2 separate regions of the Mus musculus genome follow, and region 1 is linked to region 2. A link is a loop called in an ENCODE intact Hi-C map of the cell type or tissue named here. Cell type or tissue: heart. All regions are shown on one strand. Links, peaks and the distances in the headings refer to the core of each region. The heading gives the core; the rest is flanking DNA. Region 1 holds the start of Ajuba (ajuba LIM protein). Region 2 has its middle 12 kb from the start of n-TRacg6.

Region 1 (16,828 bases), core at 5,054-13,053, 48 kb after region 2:
GCCCTTAGCGCAGACAAAGATAGGATCCCGTGGGAAAGGTTCCACTGACTCCATGCATAGGGTACAACAGACTGGGGGTGGTTTCTGTGATGCCCTCATGTGATCCAGCACCAGAACATTGTGTGACGTATATAGAAACATACACTGGAAAAATACATTATAATCTGGCGTTCAGGAAGTACTGAAACCCGCCTGCGTGTGCTACATCCCATCTACTGTAGCACAGGCTGCACGCAATGAACACCAGTCAACTCTCCCGGCAACCAGAAGGTTCCTCCTCCGCAGCCCATTTGGAATGTTAGGATCTTTGGGTCTCTGGCCTTCGGGGCCTCCCCAGAGACCTCTTCACAAGGATTGCAGAATACACTCCTTGCCTCCGCTGGCCAGAGAGTTTCTCCACAGTGGTGGTGGCAGCAGTAACGTCAGCTCAGATATAGTTGGTAGAGGGCTGCCGGGCACTGAGGCGCTGCATGTGACAGCCGTGGCAGAGCAAATGTCCATCAAGAGGGAAACAGCAGCAACCTTCCTCGTCACTCAGCTGCATGCGGCAGTCCTAGGGAAGAAGGCAACTGGTTCACTTCCACCCAGGCTCCCTACCCTGAGGCCATCCTGGGAGACTCCGGGTGACTGGACAAGTGAGTGGTAAGGCCCCAGGGAGGGTGAAGGGTGAAAGGGTGGACTTGAAGTGAAAACCCGAGAAATACTTCTTCTGGACACCAGGGGTCGCTGCAGCAGCAGAAATCATGAGACAAGCCCCATTCCAGCAGTTCAGAGGCTGGGGAAGCCAGATTCCAGATTTAAAAAGAACTAGGATTAGAAAGAAAAGCTAGAGGACAAGAGAGACTGGACATAGGTCACTGCAGTGTCCTGGTTTTCTGTATCCTAAATCCCTCCCACAGATGCCCAGTCATTCCAAGAATCCCCCTTCCAAATTCCGATTTCCCCACATCATCCCCGAACCCCAACACTTACCTCACAGTGGTAGCACTCAAAGTGATAATCACGGTCCATGGATATCACCCTCACAATGTCCTCACAGCCCTGAAACACGTAGAGTCCCATGGGGGATAAGCAGAGCATGGTGTCCCCAAATCCCCATCCCATACCACAGAAACCCTCCTGCTCCATCAAGAGGGTTTATAAAGGCCTCTTCCCGCAGTTAGATTCCACGTAGCTAACATGTAGCTTTGAGATCTTTTAAGCAACTCCTACCAGAATGCTACCCACTACCCTGGCACTGTCCATGCCTCCAGGCCTCTAGCTCCCCTCCACACACAGGGGCTCAGCCTTACTTGCTAGCTTCCTCCTGCTGAGAAGCAGGGGGGAGGGGGAGGGGCAGGGGAAGGCAAAGGCTGAGCACAAGCCAATATAAGGAAGAGGCTGTAGCTTTTCCTCTAGACATACCCTCTCCACACACAGCTCAAATAATCCCTGTCCCTTTTTTTTTTACCAGTTTAAGGACAGTTTCACCCCTTTTCAGTCCCTGTATCTGGTGACCTTGACTTCCAAAGAAAGCCTTGTTCTCTGTACGGGGGACAGAAGATATGGAGCCTGGGCCCAGCTAGTCTAGGTCCGGATGTTTAGGTCAGGGTGGTGACCCCAAGAGCAGAGTCACACGGGAATCTTTCACAGAATGCACATTCCTTCGAAGTGCCACTTCCCAAGGGCCAGGCTGCATGTCCCCATCTCCTCCCCAGAGGCGGCAGCGCTGGCCGCCCCGAGGAACTCTGGATACACTGACCTCTGAGGGGAGGATGGGTTGTCCGCAGGCTGCACATTTCGGGGCGTAATTTCTAAAAAAGAAGACAGTGATAAGTGAGGCTGAGGACTCCCTGGGCCCAGGCCCACATTTCCTCCCAGGGGTCAGACTCACTTGTGGTAGTCGGTAACACAGTACACCTGGTTGGAGAAGTCCACAGTGAAGGGGACGCCGTCCAGGCACTTGTTACATACGATGCATCGGAAGCAGCCCGGGTGATAGGACTTCCCCATGGCCTGGAGGATCTAGCTCACAGGGCGGGCGGGAGAAGGATCAGTGTCCCCACAGCCTCTCTCCAGCTACCCATCACGTTCCTTTCCACCACCAACCCCACCCCACCCCCAGTCCTCCTAGAAGAATGCTACCTAATTTGAGGGGACCAAGGAGTCTTTCTTGGAGACAGGGTCAAAAGTATCTTAAGACTGGCCTTAAAAACTCTATGGAAGCCGGGCGTGGTGGCGCACGCCTTTAATCCCAGCACTCAGAAGGCAGAGGCAGGCGGATTTCTGAGTTCAAGGCCAGCCTGGTCTACAGAGTGAGTTCCAAGACAGCCAGGGCTATACAGAGAAACCCTGTCTCGGGAAAAAAAAAAAAAAAAAAAAACCCACAAAAACAAAAACAAAACAAACAAACAAAAAAAACCTCTATGGAGCCTGGCAGCAGCAGGACAGACCTTTAGTGCTAGCACTTGGGAGGCAGAGGCAGGCTGATCTCTGTGAGTTCCAGGACAGCCAGGACTACCTGAAAACCCAAAACCAAGAAGAAAAAATAGAGAGAAAACCCAAACCTCATCACCGCATAGCTGAGGATGGCTTTGACCCCGACACCCTCTGCCGCACTACGGCTGGTTTGCGCAGGGTTGAGGATGGAGCCCAGGCTGTCTTGTGGCATTCGCTCAACTAACAGACCACCCCTCTTTTTTATTACAATTTGAGGTGGGTGCCAGAATGAATTCCTTTTGTCAGTTCTTCCCAGGTAGCTACTAGACAGCAACAGTCAAGGATCATGGATCCTGTAAACCTTAACCCAATTCCTTCTTCTTATACAGAAAAGAAAGCTGAGTTCCAGCTGTTTCCGACCAGTAGCAGAAAAGGGAGCCGATTCACGTAGCTCAGGCTGGAGGGCAGCTGTGTCCAGAATCAGGGAAGGGACAGATCACAGACGCCCTTGGAGGCTGAGACTACGGACTGGCTCTCACAGGGGATCACCGTGAGGCAGCTTTGGGGAGGACGGGTAAGAAAATGACCATCTAGCAAAAGGCTCTCTATTTGCAATGCCACTAGTTCTTGCCCTTCAGGCCGGTGGCCCCCAAAACCCAGCTGAAGGGGCGTTCCTTACCTTCTCTAGAATCAAGTGGCCGCAGACACAGCACTTCTCAGCTGCCTCCTGAAACCCTGAAAACTAGAGAGGAGACAGGACAGAGTTACCACGCTGAAAACTGTGATGGAACCCGCCGGCCGCCGGGGTCCCACTGTGAAAGCCAAGCCTCGGCCCTTCACTCACCAGATAGTCTTCCTCACAGTAGACAGAGCCATTGACGCTGTAGAAAGCCTTGCACCGCAAAGTTCGTCCTAGAAGCAGCAGAGGAGGCGCTGGAGGTTAACGCTGGAGCCCCCACACAGGGCTCTTCCTCTTCTGGCCCCTGCTCCCCAATCCTGACAGGACATTTGGACCTGGACTTTATTTAAAGCTTTCCTCCTAAGTGTGGTCTATTTTCCCTTCCTAAACAAAAACCCCATATCCATGTGACAGAGACAGAAAGACCAAGAGTTTAAGGTCAGCATGGCCTACACACAGTAAAGCCTGCCTCAAAGGAAAAAAAAAAATCCAGTACGATACAATTCCAATTGGCTTTGGCTTCATTCCAGCGGAACAACGTTTCTGCTCCTTCCTCCTCTAGCTCCTGTGTCTTCAATAGCTGTCTGCCACCCACACCTCCTCAGGGCTCAAGGCATGGGGAGCCACCTAAGAGAGAGCCAAGGTCAGGCCAGGCTGGTGTACCTGCTAAGAAGCTCTGACTAGACTAGGTATTATTTGATTTGCATGGAACACTGGTTCCAGGCCTTAGCCTCTGGGATGTTTTAGCCCAGGATTCTTCATTTCACTGTAGCCATCCTATTCTCACGCGTCTGTCTAGCCTCTGTGGTGGTCAGGGCATCTTTGGAAGCTACTGCTTTGTTTGAGGGCTTCAAGGAACACAAGTCTTTGGGGTCAGAGGCTCCTGGGATTTTTTTTCCCCAACTCTACATGGCAGACCATTTTAGCCTGACACCCATGAAGCTACTCCATCGGATCTGAAGCTACTCCAACGGATCTGAAGCTACTCCATCAGATCTGAGCGGTCAAAGACAGCAAGAAGAACAGAGTGCAGAAGGAGAAGGCTCCCCAGTTCCAGTTCTGCTGGGGGGGGTCGTCGAGAAAGGCTCACTTTCTGACATGGGAGAGGAAAAGAGGGGGCACACCAGGAAGAGGCCTAAAGGAAAGGGCAGCCAGATCAGCCCAGAGAGATGCAGGCAGAAGTGGGGGGAGGAAGGGAAAAGCTGAGTGGTAGAGTCAGACAGGCAGAGATAGGAGATTAGAGGGTTAGCAGGAATCAGACCGGGTAAGCAGTGTGGAAGGGATAATGAGAGGTGAGGGAGGGTGTGGGGGGGGGAGCACCCCCACCGAGGGCCTCCTGAGCTAACAGCAGCAGCAGACATTCCTCCGGTGTGATGTCATCAGCTTGGCATGGCCCGATGGCCTCCACTCTAGTGAGGTGGCTGAACTCTGACCAGCCAAGAGAAAAACCCCCTCCCGCACCCCCCAAAGCTCCCCATTCCCCCAGCCCACACCCCGCCCTTCCCACATTCCAGTCTTTCACCGTCGCCCCAGGCAACTCTGCTGCCCAAGACCAAACCTCACCAAAGAAGAGGTGGGGCTGGAGCCCAAAGCTGGGCCGGCAGGGAGGCACAGGAGAAAGAGAGGTTCAGAGGACGGAGCAGGGAGGCTGAGAGACAGCCCCGGGGGAGGACAAGGCAGGTAGCTAGTGCTCAGACAAGGGAATGGGACAGCCATGGGTCCTGGCAGGTGCTCCTTTGCATCAGGGTTTGGCCGGTGGGGGTGGGGGGCTTAAGCTGCAGGTACACTCACCACAGGAGCAGCAGACAAAGCACTGGGTGTGGTAGAGGCTGTCCAGGGCCTGGCAGGCATTGCTCTGCCCATAGATACCTTTGTTGCACTTGATACAGGTGCCTGAGATAAGAAGAGTCGGGGGGACAGTCACACTCTTATCTCCCCAGCCCAAACCCAAGCAATCATCCCCAAGCTTTCTTGCCTGATGTGCCAAGGGGCACAGTCTCCTTTGGAGAAGATAGGGTAACTAGAAACGGGGTGCAGGGGGAGGGGGTTTGGAGCTGTAAGCTCAACCTGTAGAATGCTTGCCTACCATGGAGGAAGCCCTGGATTCCATCCCTGGCACCAAATAATATGGGTGTGAGAGTGGCCGGCGCTCAGGATATAGAGGCAGGACAAAGGGAGCTCACCTTGGCTACCCAGCAGGTGAAGCCTGAGATCAAGCTAAGACCCTGTCTCAAAACCTAAAGAGAGAAGTAGGATGCGGCACGCTCTTGACTAGGCAGATCCATTCTTATCAATTACCGGATACTCTTCAAACACGTCTTTGGTGCTTAGCATACTACCTAATTTATTTAAAAAACGGCTAAGTTAAAGACGCTTTGTTTCACACAGGGGCTCTGCAGCACCTGGGGGGCGTGAAAAACTTCCTAAAGGAAGCAACCCAGGCCCCCTTAAGTCTTTCTGGGAGTTCAGTTTTACCATTCATAAAACTTGATCTGGCCTAGCAATGGGTTTTTTATGTAGATGGGCCACGTGAACACTCCTGTACTTACTGCTAAGAACATAGTTGGGTCTTCAGGGACGAGGACTGTATAGGACTTGAGGGGAGGGGTCGGTAGCAGACCCTACCTCCTTCCTGCCCCGTGAAAACAGGGCTTAGCTGCTCTTCCCTGGCACTCTCCACTAAGCTGCATACATACACCTGGTTCTGGAACCAGCCTTTCCTGGGCGTGTTCTTCCTTCCCTCCACTCCCCAATTCCAGGCCCATGACTGAGGGCTAAGACCTGTCTTTGGGGAGCAGATCCCAACGGGCCTGCCCCACCTCTCCCCCTCGGCACAGTGCCACACTCTCTGCCTGTTGGGGCCCATCCCAGTCTTTGCCCAGGGGCTCTGGGAGCTGGTGCAGCAGCTGCAGCAACTGATGGGCCCAGGCCTGTTCTGCTCCCACCCTCTGGCAGCTGGGCAGAGCCGAAGCCAAGGAAGAGGGCCCCTAACCAGAGGCAGCAGGAAAAGGGTTAGCATCAGGCTAGCACTAGGACACAGAGCTGCTTGTAAGGGGCTATCAAAGGAGGCAACCTGGCCTCATTTCTGAGTTCAAAAGGTGTGTGTTCTCTCTCAGGATCAGGGAAATTTGCCCAAGACTGCCATGCCAGGGGGTCCTGGCAGAGCCTTTCTGTGGGAAGCCACAGATACTGTGGAAAGAGGACGATGCTCAGGCACGTCTGCCTCACCTCCACTCACAGAGCATCCACACCTAGCTTCTTCCTGCCACTTTACAGCACTTTCTGAGCCTTTCTTACTTTGGGCTCTGATGGCTTAGCCAGTGAGGCTTCTTTTCCCAGCTCACTCTTGGGCCTCAAAAGGAAATTCCTAAATGGGCCCTGCTACTGTCTCCCTTGATCAAAGTGATTTATATCGTCTGCCCTGCGTCCCCCCTTCCCTAGAAGGTGAAAAAAAAGGTGTGTGTGTATTGAATTCTAGCCTACTAAGGTTCTGCTGCTACCTTTGAACTTCCAGTTATCCTTCTCTGGGGGGGAGGGGGGACGACTAGCCGTGGGGGGAGGGGCAAAGGAACTTGAATGCTAGGGGAAAAAAATCGAGGTTACTTGGAAAACTGGAGACCCCCCAGAGTCCAGGGGCGAGTGGGAGTACACATTTAAATCCTGACTACTTTTTATAATTAAGTAATGTCTGTGAGTTTTGATAACACCCCACCGCCCAGCTCTAACAAGCGATCGACACTTCTTTAAAATTTCGAGTATTGGAGAGAGACCATGGCCAGGTTTCCTCAACAGGAGCAGGGAGGCAGGGCTACTTCCTTCTGGATGCTGGTCAAGTTATGGAGGGACTCAGACAGGTAAAACTTGGTAGTCATACGGAATAGGTGTAATGGTCTCAAGCGGGGTCACTGGTTTTGCCCTGATTTCCGGAAACTGGTGAAAACAGGCGGATAGGTACTGGCCTATTTTAAAAGGCCACCAGCACACACCTCACCATCAGGACTGGGGCGGGACCGGGCAGGACTTGAATCCTTGCTTTCCTATCAGGCTTCCCTATCAGGCTCCATTTCCCCGACAGCAGGCAAGACTGCGCGGGAGCTAGCAAACATCCCCCAACGCAAGCACACGCTCCCCACCCCTCCGCCTGGCGGGCGTCGCCCACGGCACCTGGAGCGCCAGGGCAGGAGTCGGCACGCACGCGGCCGCCCGCCCCGCCCCCCGCGCATTCCCCGAATTCCTACGGGTGGAGCAAGGAGCGGGTGGGGGCGCGGCACGCCGGAGCTTGCAGGAGCCCAGCCGCGAGGGGGGCGCGAGAGGATGCTCTCCTGGCCCCGCAGCGCCTCCTCCTCCTTCCGAGGCCTCCTACTGCGACAGGCCGTCGTGCCACGATGCTTGAGAAAAATGGGACTCCCGAGAAAAATCAAGAGTTGAATTTGTCAGGGATCATCAGCCTGGTTCCATTAGAAACCTGGCTGGACTGAGCAAGTGCTCTAGGGTCCGCCCTTTTCCATATTAGAAAAATCTGGGGTCTCCACCTGCAACTCCCGGCCCCAGCAATTTGTGCTGTCGGGGCGATGGGTAACCGCACACATTGACCGGTCTCTCGGTTCCCTAGCTTCTTCTTTCCTACTTACCAAAGTAATCTTCTCTGGCCTCTGGCTCCCGTATCCGTGATCGGGAGGCCTCTGGAACGAAGGGACCAGGAGACTCCTCCAGACCCGACGGCTCAATCCCCGAGGGTTCCCCGCGAGCACCCGCTTCTCGCCCACCGGTAGCCACGGTCAAACGCAGCAATGCTGTTAGCTCGTCCTGGTAACGGGCCCCCGCGGCGCAGTCCCCGTAGCCTGTAACCGAGTGTCGTCCGGGTTGCGCCCCACGTCTCTCCAAAGGACCCGCTGTTCCCACCACGGCTCCGGTTAGAGCTCCGGGGCTGCCCAGGGCCGGGGGGTACGAGTGACGGCTCTCCTGGCAGCCGAATCCCACGGACCGATGGGCACATAGTCGGTCCAGGGCAGCGTGGAGCTCCGGGTAGGCGGACGGAGCCCCTCCAGGGTAGCCCGCAGGAGCAGTGGTCAGCGGGAGGCCGAATAGGCACGGCCCCGCGGGCAGCGGGCTCCCGTGGCGCTGGTCGTAGCCCATGCTGATGCCGCTGGTCCGATTGCTGCACGGCCGGCTACCTCCGGCTCCGCTGGCCCCGGCTCCGTCCAGCAGCAGGCTGCCCCGGGGGCTAGATGGCTTGCTCGCATCGCTGGCCGAGCTACTGGCGAAGCTGGAGCGAGGGCTAAGGGCTGGAGCCGTGGTCTCCAGCCGAAAATCAGGAGGCGACGACAGAGGCAGAGGCAGGGCTCGAGTGGGCGGCGGCCCCCCGGGAAAGGACCCTTCGAAGCGCTGCGCTTCAAAGGAGCCGCGTGCGTTCCGCTCGGCGTCCAGGGGCCCTTGCTCCCTGGCCGGTTCCAAAGGTTCATCTCCAGGCCCCCCATTCGCTCCACGGTGTCCTGACTTCCTAGGTCCCCCCAACCCGCTTAAGCGTCCCTTGCCTGCTCCGGGGGTCCCATCAGACCCAGACCGGCTCGCTTCGCCCTTTCTGCGGCCGAACTTGGCGCTGCCGGAGTCCGAGAGTCTCAACTTTTCTAGCAGACGACTGGCTTTCTCCCCTAACCGTTCCATGCCCACGGATCTGGGGCCTGCAGCCCCCTCCTCGCCCGGCACGCTGCAGTGTTTCGGCCAGAGGCCGGGCTCGAGTTCCCCGGGGCTCGGATTCCTGGGATGCAAGTCACTCACGGGGGCTCAGCGAGCGGCCCAGGTGCCGGGTGCCCGCGATCCCGAAGCATGCCCCAGCGAGAGGGTCCGCGCGCGGCTGGCAGGGCCCACGGTAGCGGCTGTCCTCCGCAGGTCTGTCCACGCGTCCGCTCGCGCCACCGCCCGCCGGCCCGGCCCGCCCCCCTGGCTCTCACTTGCACGGACCCAACTTCTCCAAACTTTTGTCTGCCTGGCCGGATCTACTTTCCGGGAAGGGCGGAGCGCGGTGTGCACCCCGGGTTGAGGTGTCCGCGCAAGGATTTCCTGGGCATCACAAGCAGGGAACTGTGGAAGCTGCCTCCGAGGTGGAGAGCTGCAGACAGGACGTAAAAGGTCAAGGGGCAGATTGGGCAGCTGCGTCCACAAAATTCAAGAGTTTAGACTGGGGGAGGGGGAGTGAAAAGGAACTCTTTGTTTACAGTTGGAATGCGCGGAGGGGCACTGTGGAATGTATCCATCAACGTTGGGAAGAAAAGGGCTTGTTCTACAGAAATATCGTGATACTGTTCCTAGAGTGAGGACTGCGGGGGAGACGGTGAGAGATGTCACAGAAGTGATAAGACAGGGGGCCAACCGTAAGAGGAAGATGAAAGGTGGATATGTAGGAGGTCCAGAGACCCGTGTGTAAAGATAGCTCTGAGAGGCAAGGAGGCGCAGGCAAGAAGTGTGGGAGCTGCAAGACCAACGAATGCATAAAGCAGGGAAAGGACAAGTTGGTCCGGAGACTTGAGAGACAAACAGATAAGCTGCAATAAAAAAAGCACTTTCTAGCCCCATGATTCTCTGATGGTGGAGTGGGAGGATACGAGGTTTATGTGCTTATATGAAAAGAAGCGAGGAAAATAACAGGCTGATCCCTGTCGCTAGAGGGACAAGAGGAAGATTTAGTGTGTACATAAAAACACGGAGAAAGGTTTTGGACTAAGGCAACCCTAAGGGCAATAGAGCGAGACACGGGAAGAGACACCCCCTGGTGTTGAGAAGTGAAACTTTTAGCGAGCATTTTAGGTGGCTAGAGATCAAAAAGTGTGATTTTTTCAGGCAAGGTTACACTCTCCCAACTCCGACCCTCTCATGGCTTCCTCATAAGAGGCTGATGGCAGAGTGGACAGCCATTCTTAAGGGGAGTGGACTAGATAAATGTTGAGGGTGGAAAGGGGTAAGACGTAATAATGACCAATGATCAAGGAAAGACACGCTTGACTAAAACCAGAACCAGGCAGCTTTTGTTTTCTATCCAAAAATAACACCTCAGATGGTGAGAGATAGGAAATGGTGGGAAATTACTTTCTTTCCACCCACCCCCAAACGGGGTGGGGGTGGGGGTGGGGGTGGGGTTCCTCTGGGTAGTCCTGGCTGTCCTGGAACTCACTCTGTAGACCAGACTGGCCTATAACTCAGAGACCTGCCTGCCTCTGCCTCTCACGTGCTGGAATTAAAGGTCTGGGCCACCACATCTGGCTTCCTTTTTGTATTTAGGGTCTATGAAAATGACACGCACACAACTCATGCATATTATTTTCATTTGTATATTTTGAGAATCTTTTATAATTTTATATCCCTAGGGAGTGGGGAGGAGAAGGCAGGCATTGCGTACCTATTCACAGCACTGAGAAGTCTGAAGCCAGGAGAACAGATGGTTTGAGGTCGGTCTGGGTTATGTAGTGAGTTCTAGGACAGCCTGTGCTACATAAACCTTTCTCTCAAAACAAAAAGGCCAGGGATTCTGACACTGCAATTAACCCAGGCACTCAGGGAGGCACAGGCAAGATGATCTGTGAGTTCAGTGTCAGTCAGGGCTACGGGGCGTCCCCAAACCACACCAAAAGGACAAGGAAACTGACCTCTTTGTCTAAGTTGTATTTTAACTCAGAATTGATTTCTCTAGATAGCCAGTCTGTCCCTGGTCAAGACTACAGCTTTTCTCTGATCTCTAAATTTTCCTCTGAGGCTAAAAACATCAGTAACGAAGTAACCTGTCAGGTTGCAACCCATTGTGGGCAGCTTTTTCACAACTAGCATGAGGGTCCTGCCCAACCCCCACCCCTACCCCCTGATGCAAGGATGATTGAGGGTCTTCCAGGGATGTCTGAGGTCTCAGCACACCTCTAATATTTAGAAGTTTTGACTTTGGGGGTGAAGAGGAAAGTGACCCTGTTATTTAGTTTTTTGAGATGGGGTCTCTCTGTGTTATCCTAGAATGGTATGTAGAGCAGGCTGGCCCTGAATTCAGAGATTCTCCTGTCTCTGTCTCGCAAGTGCTGATTAAAGCTGTGTACCACCACCCTAGATGAAAGAGAAGAGGAAAACGTAAGAAAAGTTTTGAAGCTCCTAAAAAGGCCTACCCAAAGTCTGGCTTGGCTACAGTGGGCATAGCTGGGACGAACAGCTGGGGTAATAGGAAGCAGAAACTTCCTGTTAGAGGACAAAGAGGCGCCCTGATGGAGCACGCCCCACCCAGTAGGCTCATGCCCTCAGGGGAAGTCCAGCCTGGGGCTGGAGCTCCAGAAGCAGCCCTCTTTTATTTATTTTTGATCATATTTATATTTGTTTGTGTGTATCTGTGTGTGTGTGTGTATGAGTGTGTGAGCACGTGCACGTGCACTTATGCAAGCACACCCCTTGATGCTCATGTGGAAGCCAGAGGACCACTTACATTTCTCTTGCTACCATGAAGGTCTTTGGGTTGTCATGCTTGCCAGCAGAGCCACTAAGTCACCATGCCCTTTGTTTTGATACAGAATTTGACTGTTGTGAGAGCTGTCCTCAAAATCAAATCCTCCTGCCTCTGCCTCCTGAATGCTAGAGCTTCGGGCACATGCTACCAGGCCTGACTTTAGCAAGCCTTCTTCATCACCAAAAACTGTAATAATACTCTATATACACAGCTGGCTTCTTTTTTGTTTTGGTTTGTTTTTGTTTGTTTTGGTTTTGGGGTTTTTGGTCTTTTGAGACATGGTTTCTCTGTGTAGCCCTAGCTGTCCTGGAACTTGCTCTGTAGACCAGGCTGGCCTGGAATCCAGAAATCTGCCTACCTCTGCCTCCTGAGTGCTGGGATTAAAGGTGTGTGCCAGCCACCACTGACCAGCTGACATATCTGACTTCTTCTTCTTTTTTTTTTTTTAAACCCCCAGCATGCTGTCATTTGAGATTTATTTGTTTATTTATTTGTTTATTTATTTATTTATTATATGTAAGTACTCTGTAGCTGTCTTCAGATGCACCAGAAGAGGGCATCAGATCTCAGTACGGGTGGTTGTGAGCCACCATATGGTTGCTGGGATTTGAACTTAGGACCTTTGGAAGAGCAGTCGGGTGCTCTTACCCACTAAGCCATCTCACCAGCCCCATATCTGACTTCTTAACCCAGACTTTTTTGCAGTTAAAAACTCAAATGACAGGGGCCAGAGAGATGGCTCAGTGGTTAAGAGCACTGACTGCTCTTCCATAGGTCTTCAGCTCAATTTCCAGCATCCAGATGGTGGCTCACAACCATCTGTAATGGGATCCTGATGCCCTCTTCTAGTGTATGAAGACAGCTACAGTGTACCCATATACATAAATAATTATTTAAAAAAATAAATAAACAATCCTCCCCCGGAGGCTGGAGAGATGGCTCAGTGGTTAAGAGCACTGACTGCTCTTCCAGAGGTCCTGAGTTCAATTCCCAGCATCCACATGGTGGCTCACAACCATCTGTAATGGGATCTGATGCACTCTTCTGGTGTGTGTTGGAAGGCAGCTACAGTGTATTCATATAAATAAAAATAAAAAATAAAAGTGCTCGCTTCCGCAGCACATATACTAAAATTGGAACGATACAGAGAAGATTAGCATGGCCTCTGCGCAAGGATGACATACAAATTCGTGAAGCCTTACATATTTAAAAATAAATAAATAAATAAAAATAAAAGAACCCTCAAATGACAACCTGGTGGTGGCAGCACCTTTAATCCCAGCACTCAGGAGACAGTGGCAGGTGGATCTAAGCTTGACGCCAGCCTGGTCTACAGAGCAAGTTCCAGGACATCCTGTATTGAAACACCAGAAAAGCAAAACAAAAACACCTCAAATGACTGGCCAGGTGTGACAATGGGTACTTGTAGTCCTACTATGAGGAAGCTGGAGGCAGGAAGATCATAAATTCAAGATTTGCTCTTAAGTTCAAGATAATAACACCTTGTCTTGTCTCAAAATAAAAGTAAAGAGAGGGCTGAGGGTATAGCTCAGTGGGGGTTACTGCTGACTCTGTATTTGGTTCAAAAGTCAGTCTCTAGTGCCACAAGAAATAAGCCAATGATAACCACCCCATGCTAATGCTAACACGTCTCTTGATAGCCTCGGAAACACCCAATATTTGTGTTAACTTGAGCCCCTCTCCCCACGCATGCCTACAACCACTCTTTGCTGAGAAAGAACCATAGCGCTCTCTCTCTCTCCTCCCCTCTCTGTCTCTCACTGTGATTTTACTTAATGGGTGTTTTGCCTGTGTGTACGTCTGTACCCCATAAGCATGTCTGGTGCCCAAGGAGACCAGCGGAGGGGCCTTTGGACTTGGAGTTACAGGTGGTTACGAGCTGCCATGTGGGGGCTGGGAAATGAACCTGGGTTGTCTGGAAGAGCAGCCAGAGCTAACTGTTGAGTCATCTCTCCAGACCATTTTCCTTCTCATCTTCAAGCCTACCCAAATCCTGCAAGCCTCGTTGTATCAATTCTGCTTCCTAGACACCTCGGTTGCTTGCCCGCCCTTCCCCATCCCCCACCCTCACTACCCCAATGGCAGGACACAGTCAGGCTTGCTTCCCAGCCCTCTTCTATCCTGAGGTCAAGAGAGTCATACCATACACAAAAATGATCGTCTCGTCATCTCAAGCGTTTCAGTGAGGGCTGTGGTGTAGCTCATTTGGTAAAATATTTGCCCATTACACTGGAGGCCCTGGGTTTAACTTCCAGCACCACGAAAAACCAGCAGGGTGACATGAGAGGAAGAAGCACAAGGATTGGGGACTGGAGGTTATCCTTGGTTACATGATGATTTCAAGAGTGAGCCTGGGCTACAGGAAACACCCCTCCCCCACATTTCCAAACCAAATTAATTCCTCTCTGTAATTTCTTGCTGCCCCTCAGCCAACGACTGTATGTCGCTATGTGACTTATGGTCTCCTGGCTCTTTCCTTGGCGTCATGTCCTCCTCTAACCATCTACAGAAGAAGCAACCCTTGCCTGCACTCACTCTTGCCTCTGGACTTCTGTGCCTGGTCTGTTTGGCTCGTCCTCCTGGCCTTTGCCCCTCTCCTGGTTAATGCCTCCCCCTCTTCCAGGTATTACTTTAAACCTCACTGTCTCTGATAGGCCACACCCAGCTACACAAGCATGTTAGTGACCCCAGTGATCGCCCTTATCGCAGGTCATTTGCCTACGCTGTCACCATGCTTCCTGACTGTTCAATGAAACCTGATGGTCTCAGCTTACCAACTTTGTGCGCACAGCCCCTAACACAGTGCACGGCACCGGAGGAATCAGTTGATTGCTGTTTGCAGACAGGGTCTCATGTAGCCCATGCTGGCCTCAAATTTGTTGAGTGACCGAGGAAGACCTTACTCTCCTGATACTATTGCCTTTACCCTCAGGGCCCATTACTGTTTGGGTTTTTGTTTGTTTGTTTAGTTTTGGTTTGGTTTGGTTTCCCTGAGACAGGGTGTCCTCAAACTTCTGATCCTCCTGCCTCAGCCTCCCTATTGCCAGAATTACAAGCCCACCACACTCAGTCTTAATGTTTGTTGAATGACAAACTGAGTTTAGAGCTGTTTTACTTCATAATCCATTTGGAATGTTTGTGTGTGCATATACATACACCTTCCTCTGACTACAGATTGGCTGGCAGGACTAAGAGATGCCTACAAAGCTGTGTTTCTTGATCATAAGAATGGAAGAGAAGCTGTCAGTGAGGCACAGGAGTGGTTTTGTTTGTGCTGTTTGTTTCCATTGTTTGTTTTGAGACAAGGTCTCACTTTGTAGACTGGGTTGGTGTGGAATTCATAGAAACCCACCTGCTTCTATCTCCTGAGTGCTGGGATTAAAGGCATGTGCCACCATGCCTGACTGGTTTTGCTTTTGTTTTTTGAGGCAGGATTTCACTGTATAGCCCAGGCGACCCAGGAACTCACTAGATAGCTCCGGTTGTCCTTGGAGCCACAGCAGCCTTCCAGTTTCAGCTCTGAAATGCTGGAATCCTAAGCGTGTGCCACTAAGCCCAACAACAGGAAAAATGTTTAAGCTTTAATTTCCTCACGTGTAATATGGAAATAATAAACTTTTCTCATATAATCCAACAAACAATAACTATCATTTAAAAAATCCAAACAATAACTATCATATCTACATCCTAATTCCAAATAGCGGTAAGCCCATAATTCCCTGCTCAGACTAGAAAGCCCATGACTGAAACTTCCCACCAGGGGGCAGTATGACCCTGGACTGCTCTCTTCAGCCTCCGGGGCAGCACAAGACCAGCAATGTTTCTCCTGAGCTGTGGGGTACAGTGGGGTGGGGTGGGGTGGGAGAGTGGGGGGCAAACCAAATCAGAGAGGGGACATGGATCAAGGCCTCACGACATGGATCAAGGCCTCACGACATGGATCAAGGCCTCATGTTTCTTTGGCCCATCCTCCTTTGCATCCCAGGCTCCTCTGAGGCACTGTTTATACTTAGGGATAAACATTTTCTGGGCTGCCATTCACAGGGAGAAAGACCTCCCCTGCCTTCTACATAAGTTCTGCTATTCCACTTCAAGTGGAAACTATGTTAAGAAAAGCAGATTTTCTTTTACCAATCCGAGCCATCCTTTCCAGGATGTGGAGAGTGGGAGGAGCCAGTTAGCCTTGTTATAGAGTGTATTCATCCTTTTCCACCTTGATTTCAATAAACGAGTTCAAGTCAGGACAGGATGTCTTGTGGGGCTGGTCATAAGATGGGGAGACAGGTCCTTTCTCATTGCCCCCTCCTTCGTCTTCTTGGAAATTGGGGTTGTACAGCTCGGGAGGAAGGAGTTGGGCCTCCACAGAAGGCAGTCTGTCTGAGGGAGGCCCGTAGACGCGGTTGGCTTTGGTGCCGTGCTTAGAGTTAGCATCCAGGTGGTAGCAGAGCTCTGTGAGGCGCTGGGCCCTGAATCGGGGCGAGCGGGCCACCCACACACCTGGCTCATTAAGACTGTCCTCCTCGTCGGACATCAGCTCTTCTGTCACGTCCTTCCACAGGTGCTGGTCCTCGGGTCCGAAGTGCCTCATGATACTGGATCGATTGGCGAAAAGCTAAGTAAGGTAGGACCCAGGGCAGGGATTGGGAGAATTAGACCATTGGTTTGTAGAAACGGTTTATGTCGGGATAAAGGAAACGTAAACAATTCTGTGCCTGAAGGAGACCAGTGTTCAAGTCAGGTCCTGGTTGGAGTGGGCTCACCCTCCACCTGCCTGTCTAACCTCCAGTCTGCCAACCCTGTTCTCAGCTACTGTACCCTTTGGCCTGTCCCTCACATTACAGCTCATTGGGAACTAGGGTTTCAGATCTTGAAAGGAAGGCCTACCCGGTATCGGCGACTTCGAAGTTTCTTCTCCTCTTTCTCCTTTAGGCCTTTGAAAGGGTTGAGAGAATTGCGGTACTCTCGCCTCTTGGTAAGGAAGTAGGCCACACAGGCTCCTAGGGAAGGGAGACAGCAAGAAACAGAATCTTCTTGAACAAGGGTCCCCAGCCCGTACAGTGCTTGCTGAATGGACAGTTAGAACCACCGCTCAGCAGCCTGGGCTTTCCCATGAGTCATTTTTTTTGGCCCTAGGACATAGTATTCAGGGTCAAAAGGGCTGGCTTCTGGTTTGGAAAGAAGGCTTATGGTTTGAAGAGAGCCTCTTGCCTGAGGCGCTAGCCTTGGAATCACAGGTA
Region 2 (14,609 bases), core at 2,599-10,598:
CACAGATGTCTTAAAATCTGATGAGATCAACAGATTGTATTTATTAAGTGTTGGGTTTTGGTTTATTTTGGTTTTTGAGACAGAGTGGCTCCGACTCCTGGAGATGTCCCTGCCTCATCCTCCAGCCTGCTGGAATCTCAGGTGTGAGGTTCTATGGCAGCTCCAGGCTATGCTCTGGTGTGTCAAGTTCTATGGAAATCACTACGGATTCACAAGAGCTGTGACACAGGAAGTATGTGTCCTTCCCACAGGTGAAGGGAATGAGCTGCGTCAGACCTAGGTCAGCTGACTCCAGAGCCTTCTACCTTATCCTGAAGACACATCATCTGGCCAAGTGTGGTGAACCATGCCTTCAAGCCCAGCACCCAGGAGGTAGAAGCACATGGATCTCTGCAAGTTCCAGGACAGGCTGGCCTACATAGTGAATTCCAGGGCAGTCAGGGCCTAATAACGAACACACACACATAACACATATAACACACACACAAGGACACACAGAGATACACACAAATACAGACACACAGAGATTCACAGATACACACACATACACAGACACACAGAGATACACAGATACACACACATACACAGATACACACACACAGATACACACAGATACACAGAGACACACAGATACACAGACACACAGAGATACACAGATATACACAAATACACAGATACACACAGACACACAGAGATACACAGATACACACAGATACACAGATACACACAGACACACAGAGATACACAGATACAAACAGACACACAGAGATACACAGATACACACACATACACAAATACACACACACAGATACACACACACAGATACACACAAACACACAGAGATACACAGATACATACAGAGATACACAGATACACACAGATACACAGATACACACACAAACACAGAGCAATCTTTTTCCTAGTCCCGACCCAATACTAATCTTTCTCTTCCTCCCAGAAACTGTCCTCTCAGGTGACTGTTCAAATCTATGAGACTATAGGGGCCGTCCTTATCCAAACACCACACGTATCCCTTATAAATTACTTCTAGAAAGCTGGCCTCAGTGGTCTTCACACACTAGGATAAAAGATCAACCAAGGAAAATACTTAGTGATGGCATTAAAAAAAAAAAAAAAAAAAAAAAAAGGCCTACTTTTTAAAAACTCCTTTATGGATGTTTTGTCTGCACGTTTCTCTACGTACCAGAAGAGGGCGCTGGATGTCATGGGCCCACAGAAGCCATCTTTCCAGGCTCTCATTAAAGGCTTTTTTAAAACCACGAAGCAAGCTTAGATAATGGAGAGTGCCATGGTTAAGTAAATCATGCATGCAGTGAGGTCTTATGCAGCTATTAAAGTCAATGTTGCCAAAGAAAATTGACTAATGTAGGGAAGAGCTCATCATAGCGCCATTAAGTGACACAGATTACAAACGGAACGTGCAGAATGACCTCAACTGTGTGGATAAAACAATGTTTTCCGATTTCTCATTAATGAGCATGTTTATAGTACATTGACAACATTTCTTTAAACAAATATGTACAAACACAGGCTTGGGTCCTGGTCGGTCTGCCTCACTCACCCCATTTCTCTGTAGGCTTCTGCAGCTGGCTAACCTCAGCCCTTAGTCCTACCTCATAGGAATTACACAATCTCTCTCTCTCTCCCTCTCCCTCTCCCTCTCTCACTCACCCCATTTCTCTGTAGGCTTCTGCAGCTAGCTAACCTCAGCCCTTAGTCCTACCTCATAGGAATTACACAATCTCTCTCTCTCTCCCTCTCCCTCTCCCTCTCTTTCTCTCTCTCTCTTATACACACACACACACACCAGCCAGATATTTATTAAGCATTGCCATGTGTCAGGCTTTTTACAAAGTATCAGTCCCCTAGATATAACCGTATGAGGTCATTAATGTCCATTTTACAGACAAGAACACAGAGGTAAGGGTATCTTGAGTAAAATGATGCCTAACTGTGGAAAAGCCAGATGGGAAAAGGTCGAGTTTTCAGATTCCAAGGTCCTTCCTTATATTTACAATAGCATTTGTCAAAAGGTGATCCAGGAGAGGGGCAGTATTAGTGCACACCTTTAATCCCAGCACTTGGGAGGCAGAGGCAGGCAGATTTCTGAGTTTGAGGTCAGCCTGGTCTACAAAGTGAGTTCCAGGACAGCCAGGGCTACACAGAGAAACCCTGTCTCGAAAAAGAAAGAAAGAAAGAAAGAGAGAGAGAGAGAGAGAGAGAGAGAGAGAGAGAGAGAGAGAGAGAGAGGAAGAAAGAAAGAAAGAAAGAAAGAAAGAAAGAAAGAAAGAAAGAAAGAAAGAAAGAAAGAAAGAAAGAAAGAAAGAAAGAAAGAAAGAAAAGGAAGAAATTAAGGAAGGAAGGAAGGAAGGAAGGAAGAAATCAGTAGGGGCTGGGGAGATGGTGGCTCGGTGGTCAAGAGCAGTTGCTGCTTTTACAGAGGACCCAGGGTCTGCGCCCACATGGCAGCTCACTCCCTGTCCCTCAACTTCTGAGGGTGGCTGAGGTGTGTCTGATGCCCTCACCTGACCTCCTCCAGCACCTGGTACACACATGTATGGGCAGACAAAATACTCATACACATAAAATAAATATAAATGTATGTAAAAGAGAAATGAATTAATAAGTTTTAGTTATTTTGTTGTTAAGCCAGGATCTTGCTGGGTACCCTTGGCTGGTCTAAAACTGACTGTAATTCAGGTTGGCCTTTAACCAACCTCCCGAGAGAGAGTCCTCCTGCCTCTGCCTGCCAAATGCTGGGATTATAGGTGTGAGTCTTACTTGTTTGATTTGGGATCACAACGGTGTAATCCAGGGTTCCTCACTCTACGGAGTGCTAGAAGTGTGGTGGGATCAGTTTCCTGTTTTCTGGTTGTTGTTGGTGATGGTGATTGGTTTTTCGAGACAGGGTTTCTCTGCATAGCCCTGGCTGTCCTGGAACTCACTTTGTAGACCAGACTGGCCTTGAACTCAGAAATCCACCTGCCTCTGCCTCCCGGGTGCTGGGATTAAAGGCGTGTCCCACCACGCCCAGCTGTTGTTGTTGTTTTAAGATGTATTTATTTAATGTATATGAGTACACTGTCTGTCTTCAGGCACACCAGAAGAGGGCATTGGATCCCATTACAGATGGTTGTAAGCCACCATGTAGTTGCTGGGAATTGAACTCAGTACCTCTGGTACCTCTGGAAGAGCAGTCAGTGCCCTTAACTGCTGAGCCATCTCTCGAGCTCCCAGGCTCACTTTTAACATGGGAAATGTCTAGCACTAAAATGTACAAGATAGGCATAGGGGTTCATGCCTGTAATCCCGGAATTTAGTAGGCAGAAGCAAGGGGATCACTACAAGTTCATGACCAACTTGGACTACACCATGAAAGACTCTCTCTCTCTCTCTCTCTCTCTCTCTCTCTCTCTCTCTCTCTCTCGGAATTATTTACTTATTTTATATGATTACACCATATCGGTCTTCAGACACACCAGAAGAAGGGATCTGATTCCATTACAGATGGTTGTGAGCCACCATGTGGATGCTGGGAATTGAACTCATGACCTCTGGAAGAGCAGTCAGTGCTCTTAACTACTGAGCCACCTCTCCAGCCCCAAAGACACTATCTTAAACAAAAATAAAGTGTATCTGCGACCTAGAAAACTTTCAAAGCCCTAGGCTTTTTGTTTGCTAGGTTTATCTACTTTGTTTTATATGTGTAAGTGCTTTCTTTGCCTGTATGTATGTAAGTATGTATGTAAGTATGTATGTAAGTATGTATGTATGTATGTATGTATGTATGTATGTATGTATGTATGTATGTATATATGTATACCATGTGTGTGCCTGGTACCCTCAAAAGCCAAGAAAGGGCATCAGATCCTGGGGAACTGAAGTTGGAGACAGTTGGGAGCTGCCATGTGGGCGCTGGGAATTGAACCTGGATCTTCTGCAAAAGGAAGCAGTGCCCTTCCTTAACTGCTGGGCCGTGTTCCCAGCCCCTTAAAACCTTGTTCTATAGAAAGGGGTTGCAACCAAGGCTTGATCCTGCCCCCAGTATAGCCACAGCTCCTTTTCCAGTGACCCTAGCTTCTTATTCCTTTCAAATTTAGGGCTGACTGAATACCAGAGCCCGTGAGACAATATGTTGAATCTGTTGATTTGGTTAACCTATAATTAAAAAGTGTACAGATTTAGCAATGCACAAGTGCAGCCTGCTTCCTTTTCTCCCCTCCTTTACTTTTTTTTTGATATTTTAAATGTATTCTGTGACATTTTGATATGTTTATACGGTATGTCTTGATCATATCCAACTCTCACCCTCCCCTCCCAATCTCCCTGGACCCTGAAGCATCTCCCTCCTACCTTCCTGTCTTATGTTAAAATAACCCATCCAGCCAAGCGCTTGTGGTGCACGCCTTTAGTCCCAGCACCCAGGAGACAAAGGCAATCACATCTCTCTGAGTCTCGAGGCCAGCCTGGTCTACAGAGCAAGTTCCAGGGCAGACAGAGCTATGCAGAGAAACTCTGTCTTGAAAAACAAAAACAAACCAACAACAATAAATAAATAAATAAATAAATAAATAAATAAATAAATAAATAAATAAACCCATTGAGTCCAATTAGTGCCTCCTGCATGCACATAGTTGTGGGACCATCCATTGCAGTATGGGTAATGTACCAGCCTACATCCCCAAAGAAAAGTGACTCCCTTCTCTGAGCAGCCATAGGTTGCCAGCAGCCCCTCAGCTCTTCTCCATGAAGCCCCACCCCCCACCACCCCCCACCCCCACTTCGTGCTGGAACGTCTGCTGCCTCCACCTTGTACGGGTCCTAAAGAGGAGCCACCACTGCCGTGCGTTCCTTAGTGTTAACAGCCGTGTCCTTTCCAGAGGACAGCGCTTCACAGGGCTCCTCTGACCCTCTTCTTCCCTGTACCCTGACCCTCTGGGGGATCCGGGAGCGATAAGCTGGGCTCCAGGCAGTCTCAGCACTTTGATCCTCAGGAGTCTGCGCTGACCGACCGCTGCAGCAGAAAGAGGCTTCTCTGGCCAAGGCTATAACGGCAGCACTGATGGGGGAATACTGTGCTATAATGAAATTCTCAGGTCCCTCTGGCTCTAGCGGGCTCCAAGGAGCCCGGTCTCTGTAGCCTTTGTTCCCCGGGGTTCTGAAGTACTAGAAGGAGGAGTTGTAAGGCCTTTTCCGGGACTTCCCTCAAACCCTGCAGGTCATTGTTCTTTTCCAGTCCTTCTGACACAGTACATGGGGAACAGATCTTCCCTGACCAGTTCTACTGCCCCTCCCCCAGCTGAATGTTGCCATTTGGTGCTGATGCTAGAAGGCGTTCTCTTCTGCTCTCTGTCTCCCTCTTTCTTTCCCTCCTTCCTTTCCTCACCCCTACCCTTCTTCCTCACCTCTTGCTTCCAGGTTTTCCTCTCCTTCTCTTCCTTTCTTTCTTCTTTTTATGTGAGTGCCTCTATATATATCCTGTCTTAGCCTCAAACTCATGATCCTCCTGTCTCAACCTCCCAAACGCGAGGCTTACAGCATGAGCCACCAAGACCTGGCATTCACAGCTGTTTCTGTCCTAGCTACCATACTAAAACTTCAGAGGTACTCTCAGTGGTTTCCAAGCAGACTTTAAACAGCAAAGCCTTTAGGGTGGCGTGTGGTACTGTGCAGCCATACCCGGCCCGAAATGCTCCTGATTCTTTGATAGTTGCTTAAGGTAACCAGATACATTCTAGCTAGAATGAAACCCATGTTGTCCTAACCTACTAAAAATGCCTCTCCTTGCACTCAAACTGAAAATCCAGCTGTTCTCTTGGTGCCCGAACCCCACTTTCATCGCTAAATACCCAAATAAATTGCATTTCGTGCATTTCTGCATCTCTCCCACAATGTATAAGGAAACCTTGTTTTTGTTCCTGCTGAGGTCCCTCAGAATAGGTCAAACAATGTTAGTGAGGGGAGAGCTCAGATGACAGGACCCTAGAGATTCCGCTCTCCGTCGACGATGACCAGGCTGGCCTCTAGGGGGCGATGTTTTTCTACCTTTGGAATCTGGGACTAGTGCAGGGCTGAGCTTCAAATTCAACCTTCCTTGAGAACACGGAGTTTGTCCAAGAGGCCCAGAGTTTTCTTGCCAGTGTGATTCTACTCCACTTTCTGGAAGTGATTTTCTTCTCTTATCACAATCACTTAGACTTATCAGACAGGCAGAGGGCAAGTAAAGGGAGGAGCTAGAACCACTGAAGAGTAGAGGTGAAATAGTACATGGTTTCTGAAAGGTGTGAGCAGAGGGTAGCCAGGAGCCACCACACCAAACAAACCTCAGCCGTCCGGTCCGCGTGCCTGCCGAGCCTCTTCCCACCTATTCCACCGCGGCACCACAGGCCAACTTCTGTCTCCAGTAAGGGAAAGCACGAAAGGACCAAGGGAGACATAGCAGTGCTTGCTTCCGGGGGTAGGCACTCCTTTTGTCCCTTTCCCTCTTTTTTCCTTGAAAGGTGTTTTTTTGTTTTTGGTTTGGTTTGGTTTTCTTGCAAAACTGAGTTCATGTCTGGCATGGTGGCACACGCTCTTAATCCCAGGACTTGGGCGGCAGGCAGATCTCTGTGAATCTCTATATATAGCAAGTTCTATGCCAGCTAGAGCTACATAGTGAGACCCTCTTGAAAGCCCCCCACCCTCTCTCTGTCTGTCTTTCTCTGTCTCTCTCTCTTTCACACACACACACACACACACACACACTAAAAATCAACAATATTCATATACCCAGTAATTATTTTTTTCCATAAAATAGATGAGCACATTAATTTGTAATACCAGCAAAAAGCAAAAGGAATCTCTAAAAACAAACAAACAAAAAAAGGAAAGGGCAGAGGGGCTCAGGAGAGAATAGCTGGCAGCCAAATAAAAAAGCTGCATTTGGGGCTGGAGAGAAGACTACTGGTTAAAGCATGGACACCTCTCCTAGAGGATCGGAGTTCGATGCTTAGTACCATGTCAGGCAGTTTCATCGCATGGATACCCTCTTCTGACCCCTATCAGGCACACCTGTGTTACTAGGCATATATACAAATAAAATGCTCATACATATAAGATAAAATAAGTAAATCTTTAAAAATCTTTTAAAAAGAATAAATAAAGCAAGACAATAAATTGGGCAAGATACACATGAAAAGATTCAACAAAACATTCCTTAATAGGGTGAACAGGAAGCAACCTGCACATCTGTCGTGTATCTGTTAGTGTTTGCCTTCCAAGGATGATATAGTTTTTGAGGTAATCTCACTACATAGTTCAGACTGACCATAAACGATTCTGGTTGGCGTCAAGTCAAGATCCTCCTGCCTGTGCCTCCCTAGTGCTGGGATTATAAGTGTGTTCCACTCCACCCCAGCTTCTATTTTATTTTTATTTATTTGTGTGTGTGAGTGTGTGTGAGTACATGCGTATCTGTGTGCCCATGAAAGCAAACAGAGAGGACTCCAGATCCCCCGCATCTGGAGTCACAGGGGGTTCTAAGTTTCCCAGTGCCACTGCTGGCAACCTGCATGAGCAGCAAGAGCTCGCACCCACTGAAGCACCTCTCTAGCACACCCGTTTCTTTTTAAAATTATCATCCTATTACTTCAAATACCAAAATCTAGTTTGATTCAGGATAACATCTAATTAAATAAGGAAGCTGTATGCTGTCAGAAATAGCAGGACGAACTATCCTGTGATTTCCAGATCTACTAATTACCAAGAGAAAGTATTGAAAGACCCCACCATAAGGCTTAGCAAGCTAGCTGCAGTAACGCCATTTTGCAAGGCATGAAAAAGTACCAGAGCTGAGTTCTCAAAAGTTACAAGGAAGTTCAGTTAAAGATTAACAGTTAAAAATCAAGGCTGAATAATACTAGGACAAGGGCCAAGAACCGATGGTGCCCACCTGGGCCCCGGCTCAAGGCCAAGAACCGATGGTACCCACCTGGGCCCCGGCTCAGGGCCAAGAACAGATGGTACCCAGATAAGGCGGAACCAGCAACAGTTTCTGAAAAAGTCCCACCTCAGTTTCAGGTTCCCCAAATGACCAGGAAATACCCCAAGCCTTGATTTGAACTAACCACTCAGCTCGCTTCTCGCTTCTGTACCCGCGCTTTTTGCTCCCCAGCCCTATAAAAAGGGTAAAAACCCCACACTCGGCGCGCCAGTCCTCCGATAGACTGAGTCGCCCGGGTACCCGTGTTCCCAATAAAGCCTCTTGCTGATTACATCCGAATCGTGGTCTCGCTGATCCTTGGGAGGGTCTCCTCAGATTGATTGACTACCCACCTCGGGGGTCTTTCATTTGGAGGTTCCACCGAGATTAGGAGACCCCTGCCCAGGGACCACCGACCCCCGCCGTACGGAGCACAACCTTCCTCCTCTGCCAGAGGGAACGATGAAGAAGAGGCGGCCACCACCTCCGAGGTTTCCCCCCCTTCTCCCATGGTGTCTCGACTGCGGGGAAGGAGAGACCCTCCCGCAGCGGACTCCACCTCCTCCCAGGCATTCCCACTCCGCATGGGGGGAGATGGCCAGCTTCAGTATTGGCCGTTTTCCTCCTCAGACTTATATAATTGGAAAAATAATAACCCTTCCTTTTCTGAAGACCCAGGTAAATTGACGGCCTTGATTGAGTCCGTCCTCATCACCCACCAGCCCACCTGGGACGACTGTCAGCAGTTGTTGGGGACCCTGCTGACCGGAGAAGAAAAGCAGCGGGTGCTCCTAGAGGCTAGAAAGGCAGTCCGGGGCAATGATGGACGCCCCACTCAGTTGCCTAATGAAGTCAATGCTGCCTTTCCCCTTGAACGCCCCGATTGGGATTACACCACTACAGAAGGTAGGAACCACCTAGTCCTCTATCGCCAGTTGCTCTTAGCGGGTCTCCAAAACGCGGGCAGGAGCCCCACCAATTTGGCCAAGGTAAAAGGGATAACCCAGGGACCTAATGAGTCTCCCTCAGCCTTTTTAGAGAGACTCAAGGAGGCCTATCGCAGGTACACTCCTTATGACCCTGAGGACCCAGGGCAAGAAACCAATGTGTCTATGTCATTCATCTGGCAGTCTGCCCCGGATATCGGGCGAAAGTTAGAGCGGTTAGAAGATTTAAAGAGCAAGACCTTAGGAGACTTAGTGAGGGAAGCTGAAAGGATCTTTAATAAGCGAGAAACCCCGGAAGAGAGAGAGGAACGTATCAGGAGAGAAACAGAGGAAAAAGAAGAACGCCGTAGGGCAGAGGATGAGCAGAGAGAGAAAGAAAGGGACCGCAGAAGACATAGAGAGATGAGCAAGCTCTTGGCCACTGTAGTTATTGGTCAGAGGCAGGATAGACAGGGGGGAGAGCGGAGGAGGCCCCAACTTGATAAGGACCAATGCGCCTACTGCAAAGAAAAGGGACACTGGGCTAAGGACTGCCCAAAGAAGCCACGAGGGCCCCGAGGACCGAGGCCCCAGACCTCCCTCCTGACCTTAGGTGACTAGGGAGGTCAGGGTCAGGAGCCCCCCCCTGAACCCAGGATAACCCTCAAAGTCGGGGGGCAACCCGTCACCTTCCTGGTAGATACTGGGGCCCAACACTCCGTGCTGACCCAAAATCCTGGACCCCTAAGTGACAAGTCTGCCTGGGTCCAAGGGGCTACTGGAGGAAAGCGGTACCGCTGGACCACGGATCGCAAAGTACATCTAGCTACCGGTAAGGTCACCCACTCTTTCCTCCATGTACCAGACTGCCCCTATCCTCTGCTAGGAAGAGACTTGCTGACTAAACTAAAAGCCCAGATCCACTTCGAGGGATCAGGAGCTCAGGTTGTGGGACCAATGGGGCAGCCCCTGCACGTGCTGACCCTAAACATAGAAGATGAGTATCGGCTACATGAGACCTCAAAAGAGCCGGATGTTTCTCTAGGGTCAACATGGCTTTCTGATTTTCCCCAGGCCTGGGCAGAAACCGGGGGCATGGGACTGGCAGTTCGCCAAGCGCCTCTGATTATACCTCTAAAGGCAACCTCTACCCCCGTGTCCATAAAACAATACCCCATGTCACAGGAAGCCAGACTGGGGATCAAGCCCCACATACAGAGGCTGTTGGACCAGGGAATACTGATACCCTGCCAGTCCCCCTGGAACACGCCCCTGCTACCCGTTAAGAAACCAGGGACTAATGATTACAGGCCTGTCCAGGATCTGAGAGAAGTCAACAAGCGGGTGGAAGACATCCACCCCACCGTGCCCAACCCTTACAACCTCTTGAGCGGGCTCCCACCGTCCCACCAGTGGTACACTGTGCTTGATTTAAAGGATGCCTTTTTCTGCCTGAGACTCCACCCCACCAGTCAGCCTCTCTTCGCCTTTGAGTGGAGAGATCCAGAGATGGGAATCTCAGGACAATTGACCTGGACCAGACTCCCACAGGGTTTCAAAAACAGTCCCACCCTGTTTGATGAGGCACTACACAGAGACCTAGCAGACTTCCGGATCCAGCACCCAGACTTGATCCTGCTACAGTACGTGGATGACATACTACTGGCCGCCACTTCTGAGCTCAACTGCCAACAAGGTACTCGGGCCCTGTTACAAACCCTAGGAAACCTCGGGTATCGGGCCTCGGCCAAGAAAGCCCAACTTTGCCAGAAACAGGTCAAGTATCTGGGGTATCTTCTGAAAGAGGGTCAGAGATGGCTGACTGAGGCCAGAAAAGAGACTGTGATGGGGCAGCCTACTCCGAAGACCCCTCGACAACTAAGGGAGTTCCTAGGGACGGCAGGCTTCTGTCGCCTCTGGATCCCTGGGTTTGCGGAAATGGCAGCCCCCTTGTATCCTCTTACCAAAACGGGGACTCTGTTTAATTGGGGCCCAGACCAGCAAAAGGCCTATCAAGAAATCAAACAGGCCCTTCTAACTGCCCCCGCCCTGGGATTGCCAGATTTGACTAAGCCCTTTGAACTCTTTGTCGACGAGAAGCAGGGCTACGCCAAAGGCGTCCTAACGCAAAAACTGGGACCTTGGCGTCGGCCTGTGGCCTACCTGTCCAAAAAGCTAGACCCAGTGGCAGCTGGGTGGCCCCCTTGCCTACGGATGGTAGCAGCCATTGCCGTTCTGACAAAAGATGCAGGCAAGCTAACTATGGGACAGCCGCTAGTCATCCTGGCCCCCCATGCAGTAGAGGCACTGGTCAAGCAACCCCCTGACCGCTGGCTATCCAACGCCCGCATGACCCACTACCAGGCAATGCTCCTAGACACTGACCGAGTTCAGTTCGGACCAGTGGTGGCCCTCAATCCTGCCACCTTGCTCCCTCTACCGGAAAAAGGAGCCCCCCATGATTGCCTCGAGATCTTGGCTGAAACGCATGGAACCAGACCGGATCTCACCGACCAGCCCATCCCAGACGCCGACCACACCTGGTATACCGATGGGAGCAGCTTTTTGCAAGAAGGACAGCGAAAGGCTGGGGCAGCAGTGACGACTGAAACCGAGGTAATCTGGGCGAGGGCCCTGCCAGCTGGAACGTCAGCCCAGCGAGCCGAACTGATCGCACTCACCCAAGCCCTGAAAATGGCAGAAGGTAAGAAGCTAAATGTTTACACTGATAGCCGCTATGCCTTCGCTACGGCCCATGTTCATGGGGAAATATATAGGAGACGGGGGTTGCTGACCTCAGAAGGCAAGGAAATCAAGAACAAAAGCGAGATCCTAGCCTTGCTGAAAGCCCTCTTTTTGCCAAAGAGGCTCAGTATTATCCATTGCCCGGGACACCAAAAAGGGAACAGTGCTGAAGCCAGGGGCAACCGAATGGCGGATCAAGCAGCCAGGGAGGCAGCCATGAGAGGGATCACAGAAACTTCCACGCTCTTAATAGAGGATTCGTCCCCGTATACTCCCAGTTACTTCCACTACACAGAGACTGACAGAAAAGACCTTCTGAGACTGGGAGCCGTATACGATGAGGACAAAAGGTATTGGGTCCTGCAGGGAAAACCTGTAATGCCTGACCAATTCACCTTTGAGCTCTTAGACTCCCTACACCGGCTCACCCACCTCAGCTATCAGAAGATGAAGGCACTCCTTGACCGGGAAGAGAGCCCCTACTACATGTTAAATCGGGATAGAACTCTCCAGCACGTAACAGAATCCTGTACAGCTTGTGCTCAAGTAAATGCTAGTAAAGCCAAAATCGGAGCAAGGGTGCGAGCGCGGGGACACCGACCCGGCACCCATTGGGAAATCGATTTTACCGAAGTTAAGCCAGGGCTGTATGGACATAAGTATCTCCTGGTGTTTGTGGACACATTCTCTGGCTGGGTAGAAGCATTTCCAACCAAGCGTGAAACTGCCAGGGTTGTGACCAAGAAGCTGCTTGAAGAAATTTTTCCAAGATTCGGGATGCCCCAGGTATTGGGGACAGATAATGGGCCTGCCTTCATCTCCCAGGTAAGTCAGTCGGTGGCCAAGTTGCTGGGGATTGATTGGAAACTGCATTGTGCTTACAGACCCCAGAGTTCAGGTCAGGTAGAAAGAATGAACAGGACAATCAAGGAGACTTTAACCAAATTAACGCTTGCAGCTGGCACTAGAGACTGGGTACTCCTACTCCCCCTGGCCCTCTACCGAGCCCGGAATACTCCGGGCCCCCATGGACTTACTCCGTATGAAATTCTGTATGGGGCACCCCCGCCCCTTGTCAATTTTCATGATCCTGAAATGTCAAAGTTAACTAATAGTCCCTCTCTCCAAGCTCACTTACAGGCCCTCCAAGCAGTACAACGAGAGGTCTGGAAGCCACTGGCCGCTGCTTATCAGGACCAGCTGGATCAGCCAGTGATACCACACCCCTTCCGCGTCGGTGACGCCGTGTGGGTACGCCGACACCAGACTAAGAACTTAGAACCCCGCTGGAAAGGACCCTACACCGTCCTGCTGACCACCCCCACCGCTCTCAAAGTAGACGGCATCTCTGCGTGGATACACGCCGCTCACGTAAAGGCGGCGACAACTCCTCCGGCCGGAACAGCATGGAAGGTCCAGCGTTCTCAAAATCCCTTAAAGATAAGATTAACCCGTGGGGCCCCCTGATAGTTATGGGGATCTTAGTGAGGGCAGGAGCCTCGGTACAACGTGACAGCCCTCACCAGGTCTTCAATGTTACTTGGAGAGTTACCAACCTAATGACAGGACAAACAGCTAACGCCACCTCCCTCCTGGGGACGATGACAGACACCTTCCCTAAACTATATTTTGACCTGTGTGATTTAGTAGGAGACTACTGGGATTGGGATGACCCAGATGGAGATGGTTGCCGCTCTCCCGGGGGAAGAAAAAGGACAAGACTGTATGACTTCTATGTTTGCCCCGGTCATACTGTACCAATAGGGTGTGGAGGGCCGGGAGAGGGCTACTGTGGCAAATGGGGATGTGAGACCACTGGACAGGCATACTGGAAGCCATCATCATCATGGGACCTAATTTCCCTTAAGCGAGGAAACACTCCTAAGGATCAGGGCCCCTGTTATGATTCCTCGGTCTCCAGTGGCGTCCAGGGTGCCACACCGGGGGGTCGATGCAACCCCCTAGTCTTAGAATTCACTGACGCGGGTAAAAAGGCCAGCTGGGATGCCCCCAAAGTTTGGGGACTAAGACTCTACCGATCCACAGGGGCCGACCCGGTGACCCGGTTCTCTTTGACCCGCCAGGTCCTCAATGTAGGACCCCGCGTCCCCATTGGGCCTAATCCCGTGATCACTGACCAGCTACCCCCATCCCAACCCGTGCAGATCATGCTCCCCAGGCCTCCTCATCCTCCTCCTTCAGGCACGGTCTCTATGGTACCTGGGGCTCCCCCGCCTTCTCAACAGCCTGGGACGGGAGACAGGCTGCTAAATCTGGTAGACGGAGCCTACCAAGCACTCAACCTCACCAGTCCTGACAAAACCCAAGAGTGCTGGTTGTGTCTGGTATCGGGACCCCCCTACTACGAAGGGGTTGCCGTCCTAGGTACCTACTCCAACCATACCTCTGCCCCAGCTAACTGCTCCGTGGCCTCCCAACACAAGCTGACCCTGTCCGAAGTGACCGGACAGGGACTCTGCGTAGGAGCAGTTCCCAAAACCCATCAGGCCCTGTGTAATACCACCCAGAAGACGAGCGACGGGTCCTACTATCTGGCTGCTCCCGCCGGGACCATCTGGGCTTGCAACACCGGGCTCACTCCCTGCCTATCTACTACTGTACTCAACCTCACCACCGATTACTGTGTCCTGGTTGAGCTCTGGCCAAAGGTGACCTACCACTCCCCTGGTTATGTTTATGGCCAGTTTGAGAGAAAAACCAAATATAAAAGAGAGCCGGTGTCATTAACTCTGGCCCTGCTGTTGGGAGGACTTACTATGGGCGGCATAGCTGCAGGAGTAGGAACAGGGACTACAGCCCTAGTGGCCACCAAACAATTCGAGCAGCTCCAGGCAGCCATACATACAGACCTTGGGGCCTTAGAAAAATCAGTCAGTGCCCTAGAAAAGTCTCTGACCTCGTTGTCTGAGGTGGTCCTACAGAACCGGAGAGGATTA

What was found. Hi-C counts contacts between places; a loop is a spot of excess contacts. Peaks named below come from ENCODE experiments on the same cell type or tissue, not always from the same donor. Only the 100,000 strongest peaks of a DNase experiment are listed, where the experiment ranks them.
Region 1: it touches region 2 in a loop (4-fold over the local background); 7 of 42 quality-filtered maps call a loop at or near these places.

The regions. Positions count from the first base shown.
Region 1 is chr14:54,568,504-54,585,331 of GRCm38, forward strand. It overlaps Ajuba (ajuba LIM protein), which reads right to left and starts at 9,158. Exons shown (of 8, transcript NM_010590.5): 1 at 7,729-9,158; 2 at 4,889-4,990; 3 at 3,263-3,330; 4 at 3,098-3,160; 5 at 1,874-2,004; 6 at 1,742-1,793; 7 at 973-1,041; 8 at 1-553. The coding sequence starts at 8,761. The coding sequence ends at 428. 4931414P19Rik (RIKEN cDNA 4931414P19 gene) reads right to left here. Exons shown (of 7, transcript NM_028890.2): 6 at 16,476-16,588; 7 at 15,160-16,203. The coding sequence ends at 15,778. It also overlaps the pseudogene Rnu6-ps1. In heart, for the core only: a CTCF peak has its summit at 9,860; DNase peaks (open chromatin) are centred at 7,338, 8,348, 9,088, 11,328 and 2 weaker places; H3K4me3 peaks cover 5,266 bases; H3K27ac peaks cover 5,409 bases.
Region 2 is chr14:54,522,591-54,537,199 of GRCm38, forward strand. No RefSeq gene overlaps it. Among named protein-coding and RNA genes, the nearest start is that of n-TRacg6, 12 kb to the left of the region's middle. In heart, for the core only: a CTCF peak has its summit at 6,047 (motif pointing right); a DNase peak (open chromatin) is centred at 6,041; H3K4me3 peaks cover 1,224 bases; H3K27ac peaks cover 1,195 bases.